Linked DNA regions of Mus musculus: region 1 is linked to region 2. The links are chromatin contacts, found by Hi-C or POLR2A ChIA-PET in ENCODE. All regions are on one chromosome and are shown on one strand. Each heading gives the region's core, a stretch centred on a gene start or an enhancer-like site at or near the end of the contact. The rest is flanking DNA. Distances are from core to core; before and after follow the strand shown.

Region 1 (7,334 bases), core at 4,308-6,807, 34 kb before region 2:
GCTGAGAACAGAATAGGGGCCCCAGCAGCACTTGGCCCTGGAGATGAGGGGAGGAATGGGCAGGGGGAGGGGCGCTGGATGGTTCCCACAAGGGTGAGAGTCCTTGGTCAGGTCTGTGGCTGGAGCACAGGATGGCCTTCTGGCGGGATGTTAGACTCGGCCCATCCCATCCTTCAAGCACGGCAGGCCTTGATAATTAGAGACATATGGTTTTAGAGCTTTATTGTAGAAAGGCAGGGAGAAAGGAGGGAAGGTAGAAAGAGAGAGAGACCAGCCATGGCCATGTGAAGAGAGGGGGGAAGGGAAAGAGAGAAAGAGAACTAGAGAGTAAGAAAGATGAGGGCTTAAGAGAGTGAGGAGGGGGCCAAGCAGCCCCTCTTATAGTGGGCTGGGCTATCAGGCTGTTGCCAGGTAACTGTGGGGAGGAGCGTACCTAGGCTATAGTCAGGTAACTGTGGGGTGGAGTCTAGTCAGAATGCCAGAAGCTTGGGACATTGTTGGTGTGACTTAGTCACAGAATTATGGACAGACACCTGATTCTGTGAATGTGGCTCGCCTTTCTGTCCCTTGTAGATTTCTCTATTGGGTCACTGGAGCAAGCCCCATTCAACCAAAATAGGCTGCCCATCACAGTCCCACATAGAAAGACAGACTGAGTCATGAGGGAAGCAGCCAGACATCTGAGAGAGCCAGGCTGCACATGGACAGTATGGGGGAGGCAGTGTGGCTTCTCAGTGGTTGAGGAGCCCAGGGAGCCAGTGGGAAGGACAGGCAGGGGGTCATTGCTGCAATGGCTGTCAGGTCACATTGCCATTCAGAGCCAGCATGAGCTTTGATGTGTGTCCTTCTGCTCATTGCCCCTTCACAGGTCCCATTCCAGTGGGTCTCTAGTGAGTTCTACGCACCTGAGCTTTTCAAAGTTCCCCAGGGGCCTCTAACATCAACTCAGGGGTGAGAGTCATTGTTCCCACATAAGCCTTTGAATGGCGGAGAGCTCTCAGAGGCTTCGAAACCTTGAAGTGACACGGGAGGCTTGTATTTTGGAAATATTAGTTTGGTGACAGGTTGAGGAGGGCCACAGAGTGGGGATTTTGAAAACTACTTAGAAAATTGTGTGTGTATGCATGCGTGTGCATGTGTGTTCACATGTATGGACAAGTGTGTATATAGGACATTACCCTGGGTCTCCTTTTGCTACTTTCTACTTCATTTCCTGAGACAGGCTCTTATTCTGAACCCAGAACTCGCCGATGTGGGCAGTCTAGCCAGCCAGTTTGTTCTGTCTCCAGAGTATAAGGATTTACTTCAGGTGGGGCTGCCATGCCCAACCATCAAGTCCTCACACCTGAGTAGCAATCACTTCTTCCACGGAGCTATCTCCCGGCCCTTGTGTTATCTTTGGTTGACACAAATCTGTGGGGTAAAGCATGCCATTCCAATATGCACGTATATGTGAAGTGGTCAGCGCAGGTGACAGGCATCTCTATCACTGCTGACATATATCATACCTTGGTGTGGAGAACATGCATAGACCTCTCTACCGGTTGCTTTGGAATACACAGTTAGTCCTTGTCAGCCATAGTTACTCCACTGTGATTCAGAAAGTCAGAAGTCATTCCTTCTGTCTGTGCCCCTTGCCCATCCACAAGGGGTGTGGTCTAGGGGGAAGTGGGGAGGCTCGCAGACCAGCTCACAGCTGCTGTAATAGTTCTCCAAGTAGTACTGAGTCCCTTGGTCTGTGTCAGAAGGGGATCTATAGAATCAGCAGGAGTGAGGGAGGACTGGCTTCAGAGGCCAGCCTGTGACCACAGAGCTTGAAGATGTTTATGTGTCACGGCTGCTACCTCTGGAAATGGCTTGGCATTTGTGTTTGTTGAGTTTGAGTGTTCCGTTTTATAACTTACAATTATTGGGGATTCAAGGGCTACTGAAGCTGGAATATACTGCAGGAGAGAGTGAGGAAGGGGGAGAAAGAGAGAAACAGAAGAAAATAAAGAGAGAGAGGCAGAGACAGACAAACACACACACACAATTTAGGTGTGGGTTGTGCAAAGAGAGAGCATGCAGACAAGGAGGCATGCAAAGAACTAGAAGAAAACGTGGTGAAAAGCTGCTGGTGAAACTTAGTTATTAGAAAAGGTCCTCCCATTTAAAAAAAAAACCAAAAAACTTACATGTCTTCACTACCTTAGGTCTTCCACCAGGGTCAAGGAGAGGATCAACAGAGATGATGGGAACCAATCAATCAGGTTGGCGCCTGCAGTCTGGGGCAAGCAGGCTGCTATATCCACTCTTGCCAGTAGATGGCAGTGTTGTCTTATCAGGTGCCTTTCAAATCAAGAGAGACTCTCCCACAAAGGGAGGTTCTGGAAGGGTCCCCACTTCTCTGTTCCTTCCTGGGTAACTCTGTCTTAAGAGTTACCCAGTGGGGCCAAGTCAGCATCCAACCTGCACTTAGTGGTTTCTCCGGCAGTGTTTCTACCTGGATTAACACAACAGGTAAGCAGGCACCCCCTGGAAGGGGTTGCCTAGCTCATTCTTGGTTGTGTCTAGCCTGCAACCTCTCTATCACAGTGTGCTAGGCTGGTCAGTGTGTAGAAAGTTCCAGGGATATTTCAAAACTCTTCCTAAAATGCCCCTGTGAGTGAATTGTTTCTGAGGACACTTTAAGTTCCAGTTCCAGTGTTATATAAATAAGGTTACCAGGTTAGCTCATAAAACCCTGCTCATTTATAGAAGACAAACTTCTATATAATTATATATAAAGACAGCAAAGAATAGTTCTGAAGCCTGTAAACTTTAGCTCTTATTATATTTGGCTTGCCAGCTTTTTTAACGTTTTAAAAAGATTTATTTTAGAATTACTTATTTGATTTTATGTGCCCAAGTGTTTTCTGTCTTTGTATATGTATATACACAGGCACATGCTTGGTGCCCATGAGGCTAGAAAAGAATGTTGGCTCCCCTGGAACTGGAATTACAGATGGTTGTTAGCTGCTATGAGGGCCTGAGAACCAAACCTGAGACCTCTGCACCAACAGCATTCGAAACTTTTGCATGCTTTTTTTCCTCACTAGGAGATATGAAGAGCCTGTTGTAAGGCTGGTTTTCTGTGAATTGTCAAGAGGACTATGACAGATCATGGGTGGAAGAGAGAGAAAGGCTGGTGAAAGACAAGGAGGTTGCTGGAGTGTGGGTAATTCCACGCCTTCCTCCATACATTTCTTTTTTGATTTCTAGAACACAAACCATGGTTTTCCTTCATTAATGACACTTAACTTGAGCACTTAAGCCAGGCTCAGTGCTAAGTGGTTTTTCTTTTTTTTTTTATGTATTTCTCCATTTAATTTCTGAAGATAAGTTTTAATATGGAGGTAACATCACAGGCATAAATTACATGTGAGAACTGGTGTGGGTCCCAGGATCTGGACAGCCCTAGTCCTCAGCCCCAGCCCTCGGTGCTCAGGGACTCTCGTCTATTCTGCCAATAGCATCCTTTCTCCGCTCACCCAGTGCAACTCTTTGCCAGCCTGACTTGATGCTAGTCTTGGTGGATGTGTCCCTCTGGGAAAGTGACAAACACGTTATATGGTTGTGGTTTGTTCCTTTAGGCCAGTTGTGACCCTTCAGGACAAATACTGTAGTATGGGCTCAGTGGACTTGGCACCTCGAAAGAGCTAAAATCCTTTGATATGCATGCCCTGCCATTACTGAATAAATCGTGATGCTTGGCCCCATGGGAATCTGAAAACAATTCAATAAGTTGAACCTATGACCGATACAGTAAGTTGTCCGAAGGGAGTTTTGTTGCTGCTGCTGTTCAAGCTTGTGTGCCTGTGACTTTGAATTCAAGAATAATCTTAAGGGCAAAGGGCAAGCAGGCAGCAGAGTACTCCAGTCAGTTGAGAATGCTAATGGATGGTTGCATTGCGCAACTCTGTCCTAACGCTCCGAGTGTGGGTGAGCCTGAGCAGGCAGAGCTGATGGAGCTGGAAGGGTGGTGAGCCAATGAGATGCCTGGGAGTTGCACTATCGCCTCTGGGCGGCCCCTCCTCTGCATCAGAAACTTTCGCAATATTCTAGAGACTTGAATAGCAGGTTGAATGAAAATACTCTGTCCCCTGGTTGTCATAGCTTTGTAGTGATAGGAGAAAAGCTGAAGGATCAGCCGAAACTGCGAAACAGCCTGCCTTGGGCAAGACAGGAAGTGTGCAGCTGCGCCGTGGGTCTTCCTTCTCAAGCTTCCGTTAAACAGCGCAGCTGTTCACTAACACTGAATTACTCTTTCCACAAGATGCTAGCCTCTGCCATTCAGGGTGGTGTTCCTAGCCATAGGGTGGCTATTGAGTGCTTGAAATATGGCTGGCATAATTGAGCTCTGGACTTTTAATCTAATTTAATTTTAATGAACAGAGCCACATGTGGCTAATAGTACCAGATTGGGCAGTGCCAGTCGGGAACATTTCACCATCTTGTTTCTGTTGGCCCGCACTCTAGGTAAGCATTGTTGGGAAAGGAATCAAGAGCATCCAAGTCATTTCATTTTCTAACTAGGGCAAAGTTGTGGTTGACTTAGAAAAAGGATAAATGTGCTTATATAAATACATGCACATAGACACAGGTATCTGTGTCCCTTGGTCCTTTGTTTCTTAGCACCAGATTAACCCAAAGGTTATTTCTTCCTTTTCCTATGAAAGACATGGACTTCAGTGGAGAAATGTTTTCTAAGTGTCGCCAGGGAACATCAGTATGTTTTCTGCAGCCGTTGTTGCTCAGTTCAGCTTCCAAAGTCGCCTGCTTTGCGTAGAAGGGAGAGATGCCACATTTCTGGTCCTCAGACCTGAGATTCTAGGAGGCCAGGGACCAGGCAGGAAGAGCCTCTGCTTCTGTCAATTCTGTGTGAGAATAATATCTCAGCGGTAAGCCAGTGACTCAATCCAACGTGCGAGGAGGATTTCATTTTCAAAACATTTATTTAAATAAACTTTTATATGTATTTGAATTTTACAGAAAACAAAACACTGACAAATACTGTACAGCTTCGATCATTCATATGAGCGATTCATTTCTTGAAAAAGTGACTGGCTTTTCTTTACATCTTCCTGTTCTTTTTCCTCTTCCCAAGAAATCAAAAAAAGTCTATTGGACACTGGATAAAGACCCCTCTGACTGTTTCTGAGTGTGACTAAGGCAGGCCAGAAGTCCAGTGTGGGTGGGGACAACCCCAATGCCCAAGTCCATGCCAGTTGAGAAGGTCTCTTCTTTATGCATCTTCTTTTCAAATTTTCGAAAAAGATTTATTTTATGTGTATGAGTGGTTTGCCTGCATGTATACATGTGTACCACATGCATGTCTGGTACTTGGGTCTTCTACAGAAGCAACAAGTGCTCTTAACTGCTGAGCCATTCCTCCAGCCCCCTGGGGCCTCTTAGGTTCTTCATGAACTTACTGTCCCCAGATGGATCAGGTAGGCACAAGTCCCAAGCACCTTACCCTAGGACTGTATCCGTGGCAACTCTGGAATAGACCAAGGGAAACAGTGTCTGTAGAGTCATAAAGGAATGAATTGGCATGATGCAAGGAGAAGCAGTAATATGAGAAGAATTGTCAGGGTGAGGCAGGGCGACAGGGCACCAAGCAATACTTTGGGCTTCTGCTCTCTGGTGTCTATGGGAGGGCCTATCACTTCATGGGCCCTGTATCATCCTAAGTGCTCTATCAAGGCTGTCGGAGAGTCTGCGACAGGAAGAGGTGATCCAGTCACGGTTGGGATTCCAGGATATAGAAGCAACTGGGAACTGCCTTTCTGGATGGTTTATGTCAGGAACTGGCTCAAGTCTATTTGGTTAGAAAGCAGTAGGTACACTTGTGTCCAGAGTCAGGGGCTTTGTTATGGCAATCAGGGACAACTGACTGCTGTCTTAATTCAAACTGGCAGCCAGTTGTCACGGAAACCGTGTAATTTGTATGGTCCCTGATTCCGGCGATCCATCCTTGCAGACTGTTATCTGACATCCCATTTCTGCTGTGTCTTCACCTCTACCCCCAAGTCTTCTGTCTTAGGGCAACTGAGAGAAGTGGGAAGAGCATCTGGTGGGTACCAATTGGCAGAGAAGGGGAGAAGACTGGTCATTCTGTGACATGCGGAGGACAGCCAGGTAATCCACAACCAGCTCCCTATGTGACAAGGGGGCAGAGAATCAGGAAGTGTTGCTTTGGTCAAAGAGGCCTGAGGGTGGAAGGCTTGAGTGCCTAGTGGCATTGAGGTGATGTAGGATGAGCGGGTGAAATGTGACTGTCTGCTAGAAGGCCCAGGTAGCCACCATTAGGTAGCTACCCTCCAAGGGCCTGGAGCACATCGGGAGTAGACATGAGTACCAGGTGGCCCAGCTGAGCAAGTAGAGTACAACTTTACATTCATACAGTCTCATCAATTTTGGGAATTTTTTTCTTGCTGCTGTAATGTCATAATTTGGCTATGTCATTAATTAGACAGTGATTTTTCTACTGTCTATAATGGTCTCCATGGGGACAATATTTATAGAGCTCCCCAGTAGATGTGCAAATGAGCCGTTGGAGTATAATCGCTTCCAAGCTGGGAATTCTCTGCCTTTGTAACATGGCCACAATACAATCAAAATGCCAAGCAATTTGTTTTCTTTGACTGGGGAGGAAAGGCTCTCTTCCACTCAGAAAGTGGCATGGCTTCAGGTACCACAGGGCACATATGTCAATCAACCCTGGTCTCAATGCCTTGCCTCACCTTCTGTAGCAGTTAATGGCGTGTCTTAAAAGAGTAGGTCACTCAGGTTGAATTGTGAGGTATTACAAGTTATCCTTAGCATCATTGCATATCCATCCACAGTTATGAGTACCTACTGTGTACAAGACATTTGCCTGAGCATCAACATAAATAGCAACAGATACCTTTATAGTTTTATCTTTCATTTAAACTATGGCTTCTACCTCCCACTGGCAATACATTATGCACTGCTACCAACACAGGATTGCTTCTGGTATGTGTTGTGTTGTGTATGCGTGTGCATGTGCAAGTGTATGTGTGCATGTGTGATGGTTATGAGACTGGACTTGGGATGATCTTACTTGGTTTCTTTCTGGAAGCCCTTGGTCACACGGATTATAGCTAGCTCATGCGAGGCATCTCTCCTTACGCTTTCTATCTCTATATTACATCTCGTGGGTACACACCTGCAATCCAGTGAAGTGAATATGTGGGTTTCCATAGCTTTCTCATAGTCACTGCCAAGAGCTGTTCATCACTGCTTAGAAAAGGGCACCTTGCTGAGTAGTTATGGGGTAATGTCCCCGAGAG
Region 2 (7,790 bases), core at 1,652-4,151:
TTAGGTAGCTTCAAGAGGTAATAATAATAAACCCTCACATTTTATAAAGCCTTAAATTTTATGTAGCACATTAAATTTACTTACTTTTTCAATTGGATTCTGATTCTAACCACCACCCTGGTGTGTAATAATTATCCGTTTTAAATATGAAGGAAGCGAAGCTGAGTGAGTCAAAGATTTGTTCAAGGGCAGTTGATAAGTGATCAAGTCAGGTACCGAGCACACACACATGTCTAGTTGATTTTTGTTTCCTGTGTTGTTGTTGCCCCTATGCCAAGTACATAAGCTCTGGACCTGGGGCTGGCATCCAGATCTGAAAGTGACTCTGCCAGGTTTTGCAAGCAGCCTCAGCAGGCCGTTCTCTTCATTCCAATGAAGACAAGTTCCTCACACAGGTCTGGTAACTAACATTCTGGAGAGGTGTTAGCAGACCTTACAACTGAACTAAACATTCCTCATCCTCCTTTTTAAGTGAGGAGGTGATTCCTAGAGATTCACTCACCTAGTTAAACAGATAAGTCATGCTTGTGCTCCATTAATCCAGGATTAAGTCACAGTCTTAGGAATTCCTTTACCGGGTATCCCAGGAAAGCCTAAGCTATCTCCCTAGCCCACATCCCTCAGTGTCCATGTCCCCATGTAGCTCCCCTACTTCTCTTCTTCCCTCATCTGGCCAGTAATTCTTTCTCCAAACACAAATCTGAGAGGACCATTCCACTACCTAATAATGGCTTAGTATGCCTTGAAAGACATTCCGCTCTTGGCAGGAGAGGACAAATCCCCATTCCATGCTGCTCCTGTGTTGACTTCGGGAAAGCCTTTTCTTTGCCCACAGTACCTCTTCCCTGGGAAATGCTAGTCATATTCAAGATCTTGATTGTGCACCACTTCTGAAGTGCTGTCTTCCCAGACGACCATTGCTCCATCCTTTGTATGGTTTCACTTTTTACTATTATATAATGTACATTGCTCTGAACTGTGGTTTGTTTCCTAGTGTCTATTTGCCAGTCTGGTGGCTCTTTGAAAGTACAAACTACATCATCGCCTTAGATTCCATAGCCCTGGCACATTGCCCAACACACAGTAGGTACAGTGATGCTTAGCTAATGAGTGTGCCCCTTCCACGTTAAAACTGGTGCAGAAGCCTGCTGACTGTTTATTATCTTCTTGGGTTTGATCCTGTGGCTTTCACCTCTTTTGATTCTGTAGGCAAAATGTTGACAGTGCCCGAAATGTTGTTTTGTAATGGGCCTCTTTCCTAGAACGGTGTCATGGGTATAGAAGGGGAGGCAGAATTTCAGAAGAAGGGAGGTACCAGGCCAAGGGAAGACATATCAGACTAAGTGGTTGATAGATCTGAATTTTAGCTCAAAGCTAGGAGAGACCCTTGCAAAACTATCCTACCCATAACTATAGAATGTGAAAATTTAATTAAAAAAAATTACAAAACACAAACAAACCAGACACAGCTGCGTTTAACGCAGCAGTACCTTTCAGTTGCAGGGCTCTTTAGGTGGCGTTGATAAACTTTGTAAAAGGGTTAAGAACAAGATGCACCCGTGTCCATTTAAGACTTGTTCTTGGTCCCCAACAATACTTCAGAATGAAGATTCCCTAAAATTAGCTCCAGGTTCTCTCTCTCTTTCCAATGGTGGATGTAGCATAAAGGCTTTGGCAGGCAGGAGCTTGGAGTGGCTTGGGTGCTGCATTCCTAGCCTTCCTCATTGAGCAGACTGGGCAGAGCAGGCCTGCGGATTCTCATGGCTGGCTGGCTGGTGTTCATTAGGGCAAGCACTAGTCTTTGCTTTGGGTTCCCTTTCAGATAGGCAGGACTGGTGTTGAAAACAACAGCTATCCGGCTATCATTTACTTAACTACTGTTACACAAATCATTCCTACATAGCCCTTCAAAACAGGACCTGCTGTGTTTTCCAATCCACCTTTCTGGGTGGGAAGAAGATCAAGGACCATTTAGAGAGTTGGGAAAGTTCAGGAAAAAAAATGTGTCACACAAACTCTCTAGAGACTCAGAATGGCATACAGATCTCACTCCACCCCTTGGCTCCAGGCCACATTTTCAGTCTGGTAAGTCTTTTAGCCCCATTGAAATTATAGTTTCTTTTAGAATGAGTTTGTTTGTTTGTTTGGTTTTGTTTTGTTTTTAAATCCCAGAGGGTATGATTTTAGGAGCATCTCAAATACTGACTTTGCCCGTTTAGACAATGTCCATCTGGTCCTTTTCAAATGGCTCCTACCTGCAGCTGGTGTCAACTGGAGCTGAGAACTCCACCCCAAACTCCAGAGGAGCCCATGTGTCAGGCCAGGAGCAGAGAGAAGGTGAGAGACCTCTAGGAGGAAAGAATGAAAGCAACTGTGCAAACGGCTTCTTAGAAATAACCCCTTTATCTCACTTCTCTCAGGGGCGGATTCACTCTTCTATGGGAAAGTCCCCTTCCACAGCGGGGCAGCTCCCAAACTTATTTTGAAAACAACAGCACAAAGCGATACAGAAAGTTTTGAAACTCACCTTTGGGTCCGTTGGAAGGCTTCCCGCCGGCGGGACCGCTGGCTCTGTTCCGGTGCTCTGAAGTGACTTGGGCACAAGGGTGAGGTCTGGGTCCCTGCTCCTGCCTCTCCCTCCCACTGCCAGGTCCCGGGAGAGAGGCGGCGCTGCCGGTCAGTGGGTGCCACCAGTGTGATGTGGAGGAAAGCGCCCCCTGCGTCCCTGGCTGAGGTTTCACCGCACCCAGCTCTGCTACTGAGGTCAGGAACGCAACTTCCTGAATCTGACTGGCTGGCTCTGTCTCTCCTCAGCCCAACTCCTACCTTAAACTAGGAGGCACACGCCACAGCACACGCAGCGCGGGTGTCCTTCCTCCGGGTCTCCCGGCCAGTGTCCCCACTCCGCCCCACTGTGACGTTCTTTTGCCCCTCCGCCCCGAGCACGCCTCCTTCAGGACGCCAGAGCCAACTTTGCTCACAGACGCGCCAGTGTTCCCAGAGACGTGGGGTGTAAACTCCCAACCCTGGCCTAAGGAAAAAATAACAGCCCCGTGCTGTGGAATAAAGTCACCTTCCAGGAAAAGGGCTGGGGTGTCTAAAGGGAGAGCAATCCCCGGTGCCTCGTGACAAGGTATCTTTGTGTGTGCGCTCCATGGGAGTTACCTGGAGATGTTAGGAGCGCAGGAGGCAGGGACAACTAACTTCAAAAGTTCTCCCTTTTCATTTTATTTACTCCTTGTGAGCTTATATTCAGATCTCTTGTTTGTCTAACTCCGCCCCCAAATGTAAAGGTGGGGTGGTAGAGAGCTTGCTCAGTGCCTCCAAGGCTTCTGCAGGGAAGTTGGGAAGGTGTGATAGGCAGAAGCGGCTGTGGAGTATCTAGGGGCTTCCCCGGAATGACCTTGAGAGATCTTGCCATGATAAAGACCGGAGGTTCTACTCATTGGATTGTAGGTGTCAGGAGGGTGCGCAGCTGGTGCTTGCTTTCCAGTGGCTGGGCCTGAGCCATAGGGTCCTTCGGCCTTTGGGTGCCTGAATTAAAATGATTGGTGAAGCTAACTGTCACAACCGGGAAACAAGAGAGTTCCGGTTTACTCAAGAGAAGCCAGCTGGCTCTGGGTTGAAAGGCCAAAGAGAAAACCCAGCATTCATCCAGAAATGCCAAGGATAGTTGGTCCTGTAGTCTTCTTCCAAAGGCAGATTAAGTAGAGGTTTTCCCCCAGAAATCCCACAGAGAGAACTCGATCTAGATCTGTTGTTGTTCCTTTGAAACCGAGTCTCACTATATAGCCCCGGCAGGCCTGGAACTCACAATGTAGAAACAGGTTGGCCTCACAGAAATTTGCTGGGTTTAAGGACGTGTTTCACTATGCCCTACATAGATCTAGATTTGAATGATAATAAGAAGAGTGGTCCAAGTGATCTGTTGTGGGGGTGGGGTTGGGGGTGGGAGTAGTACGGTTAAGTGGGTAGGGCAGGGGGACGATCAGGCTCTGAAAGAAGACAGTTTTAGCAAGAGACAGCTATAGATGGATTCCACCAACAATTTAGTGGTGGATGGAAGGCTTCCATTGTGTGTCAAATCTGAAGCAGGGGTCTAGGGTCTAATGGACCAGGGAGCTGGAGGAAGACAGGCTTGGGGAATGACAGGAAACCTTAAGTGCAAACCCGGTGCGGTGATTGGAGACCGAGTCTCCCCCAGGACCTACACCGGACCTGTGTGAGATGTAATTTGCCCCCTTCCCCTGAGGATGGGGAGTAACTTTCTTCTGCAAGGTCATTGCTAATGTATAGTGGAGTTGAGATCTGAGTCTGAGTAGTTCTATCTAGTCCAGCCTATCCCTCATCACCATATCATCATCAGGAGAGAGAGTGGCTTCTATGGACAACTTCTGGGTTAACACCTGCTGAGCAGGGGGGAAGACAGTGGAAAATACTTTCCTGAACAACTTTATGGACAGGCTAGGCTGATGGTCACAATGCTTTCCAGAAACAACAACAACACAGAGAAATGAAGAACCTAAGGCAGTCACCATGAGCTCAGCACTTCAAAAACCAGATGCTTATCTGTAGGGCGGCATCCCAATGTTGTCTTAGTCCACAGGAAGACAGATCCAGAAAAAGTCTAGAACCTATCAAGTAGCAGCGACGTTGTGGCAGTCAAATCAGGGACTTACTAGATGACAAGATGCTTGGTAGGCTGTTATTGAGTTGCCAAGGCTACAGGGTCTATTGATGTTTTAACGTAATGAGTGAGCATCTGGCCAGCAGGTTTTCCTTTGGGGTGAATGACGCATCCCTTATGAGAAAACAAGTTAGAGCACCCACCTACTGTGTCTCCCCTTTGGCGGTGAAGTCTCAACTTATATGAACTCATGAATGGCCCCAGGCAACCACGGTGCTGGTGCAGTCTTTAAAAGCTTTCTTGTTTGAGGTAAGGATCTTTGAAGGTAGTCAAGAGGTGAGTGGACTCTAAGTGGAGTGAAATGGAGCGTTGACACATCTAATTAAGAAACAGAAAGCCCCCAAATAGCAGATTTGTGAACCAGGACTGAAAATTTAAAACCTTTTTGTGGGTGACCACCCCTCACTGGCTTTAGCACCTGAAGAGCTCTGGTTCCATATTAAGAGTGTTAAGGACAAAACCTGTGGGTTCCCTCTCTGCTGGTGTGGGAACTGACAGGGTATTAAACATCACGTTTTAGCCTGTGTTGAAGGTGAAGACTAACTGCACTCATTCTCTCTTTGTGCTGTCCTATTTCTGACAGGTCAATGGCAGTGTTGGCCAGGACGGATTCATCTGTGCAAGCCATCTGTGGGAGACAGTTTCCCATTAGGTCATACACCCTGAGTGCAGAAATCAGAATAGTGTTGTGCGGCAACAACAAAAGGGGGTGGCTTTTTCAGTGTGGGAAATATTTAACAGAGAATATTACGTTATTATCACCTAAAACAGGTGCATTCTTGCCTGCAATGCTCTACGAGGCTCGGGCATGTCCAGCCACTTACCACTGCGACACAATAATGCCGTCTACAACATTTGCACAGAGACTGAAATAAAAACACCTACACCTCTCAGTGTTTTAAGGCAGTTTATGATTTTGTGCTAGTCTGCATGTAGAGCTACCCTTGGCTACATATGGGAGCAGTTCCTGAGTTGGAGAGGCTTGGGAGAAACGAAAGCAGGGGTACCGGAAGAAGGCAGAAGGGCTGCTGGCCAGACAAAGGCTGTTAGGGGAAATGGCGAAACCCTAAGATGAGCACAGACTTGTTCTTCAGATCCTGAAATGCAGCAGCCTCTGAGAAAGGCAAGTTCAGGACAAGTTGGTGGGAATACTCCTTCACACAGTGGATAATGAATTTGTGGAATGGATTATCTCCCAGAGGTGGCTAAAGCTGGCAACGTAAGTGGATTTCGGAAAGCTTTGGACAGAGGTGTGAATGACAGAACTATAAAAGAGAGATGAGGAAAGCTGAGTAGACCTAGTGCTTGGGAGTTCAAGGTGGACCCACAGTATGGACCTCTAGTCTTTGTAGCCAAGCAATCCTAGCCTCCCAAGAGCTAGGATTTAAGCCAATGGGTGGTCCCAACACTCCCACCCCGTCTTACTGTCTCTGTAGCCTCTGTTTCCTATAGGCAACAAGACTGTTCTTTTTTTTTTTTACCTAAGTCTTATTCATTTAAAGCATGTTGTTCTTTCATTTTGCCTATCAGCTTCTGAAAAGATTTTGAATATGCCTCCAGACTCTTCATTATATGGATTTCTGGCAATCATACTTCTATCAGACTTTCCTTCTAAATTTTCAAATTTGGACACAAATGACTCGAATTTTGAAAGCTCCTCTGAAGAAAAACACTAAGGATAGACTTTTCTCAGGAATAGTTCCTGGTGTGACATACAATGTGTCCTCAGTGCTACATGGAGGATTCTGGGCAAAAATCTTGTTTTATTGCCACTGTGCCAAATCGTGACATTGGCGCTGGAGGGGGAGTTAAGGAAACTCTTGGTCCTCTCATCTAATTAACCCATTGCCCCCCCCCAGTGTTTCCCCCACAGTCCACCACCCCTGTGTTCCATGTACCTTCTTTAGTGTTTCTATATGTTATAGGAAACAGCTCTCGGCCCCACCTCCTGGAGAATAAGGGTGACTCCGAGGGGGTGGTTTTTGTATTTCAGGGAACTAAGGGGCTCAGTTTTCATTCCCAGTGTCTGGTTCATAGTAGCCCAGTGCTGTTTTCAAAGTAGTTCTACAGCAAGATGGCCAGCCTTTGTGAGTGGGCTGCCCGGCTGCCTGGAGCCCTTTGCAGAATTGAGCGTTGGCTTTGTTAATGTAAACAGCAGGTTTCTGGATTCCATTCTCATGTTGGGCATACCAGAGCAGGAGAGCCCACAGAGCTCTCATGTTGTCCCTTTTCCCGGTTTCCTTTGTCACCTGCTCTTCTTGTGGATGACTTTAATTATTGATTTATTGAGTGAGTCCACTGTATGCGGTCCCAACGCCTACACAGAGCAGGTAAAACATTTCTTGTCACTTTAGTGGAGAGATCCCTGGGAAACCCCAGCTTACTCTGCCCAGCTCATTCATTGTGGCATGAGGTTTCCTGAGACAAAAGCTGTTCAAGCCTCTTGCCCTGAGGGCCCATGAAATAGCCGAGGCTTTGAAATTTGCTTCCTTGACTACTGTAGTGACTCAGAACATCAATGTTGCCACAAACAAACTTCCTGTCCCCAGGCTGGCTCTTTCATAACAGGTAAAAGGAAGGGCTTGGAAGGAAAAAAAGAAAGAAAAAAAGAAAGAAAGAAAGAGAGAGAGAGAGGGAGAGAGAGAGAGAGAGAGGAAGGAAGGAAGGAAGGAAGGAAGGAAGGAAGGAAGAAAGGAAGAAGAAAGAGAAATGAGGAGAGAGCCCTCATTTACCAGGTTGTAGGAGTGAGTTTTAACTGCCGGTGATGTGTTGCTTTCTTTGTGCCAAGGTCTGTACTATGCGTCAGTAGAAAACTGTTTATAATGAAAGGTTACACTCTGTAATTTAGATTTAAGGGCAATGAGGCTGGAATACTCATAGAAATTTTCTTAATAAAGGTGGGTTGACCAAAATATAGAGCTACAAAAGAATCAGAAAATGCAGTGAGTGAGAGGCCGCTGGCTGGGTAAAAGCACGAACAAAGGTGGTGTTAAAATGGTTCAAACAAGGCAGGGCTCCCCCCGACCCCCACTGAAAAATTCAAGATTATGAAGGAAAAGCATTAGCAATAATTTTGCTACCCTGAAATAACTACTGCAGTATT

What was found. Hi-C counts contacts between places; a loop is a spot of excess contacts on that map. ChIA-PET counts read pairs that join two places held with the same protein, here RNA polymerase II (POLR2A).
Region 1: a map of heart shows a loop between it and region 2 (2.9-fold over the local background). The contact joins the promoter of 4930562F07Rik here to the promoter of 4930523C07Rik in region 2. A Hi-C loop is called at or near these places in 3 of 37 maps with a recorded cell type or tissue (all heart). POLR2A ChIA-PET finds 5 or more read pairs at or near these places in 1 of 5 experiments (Patski).

What each region holds. Positions count from the first base shown.
Region 1 is chr1:160,076,208-160,083,541 of GRCm38, reverse strand. 4930562F07Rik (RIKEN cDNA 4930562F07 gene) reads left to right here and starts at 5,557. Exons shown (of 3, transcript NR_038031.1): 1 at 5,557-5,613; 2 at 6,052-6,159. It overlaps 4930523C07Rik (RIKEN cDNA 4930523C07 gene), which reads right to left. Exons shown (of 3, transcript NM_001162896.1): 3 at 4,955-7,334.
Region 2 is chr1:160,039,491-160,047,280 of GRCm38, reverse strand. 4930523C07Rik (RIKEN cDNA 4930523C07 gene) reads right to left here and starts at 2,901. Exons shown (of 3, transcript NM_001162896.1): 1 at 2,528-2,901. It overlaps Gm37294 (predicted gene, 37294), which reads left to right and starts at 2,964. Exons shown (of 2, transcript NR_168324.1): 1 at 2,964-3,133; 2 at 5,271-5,580.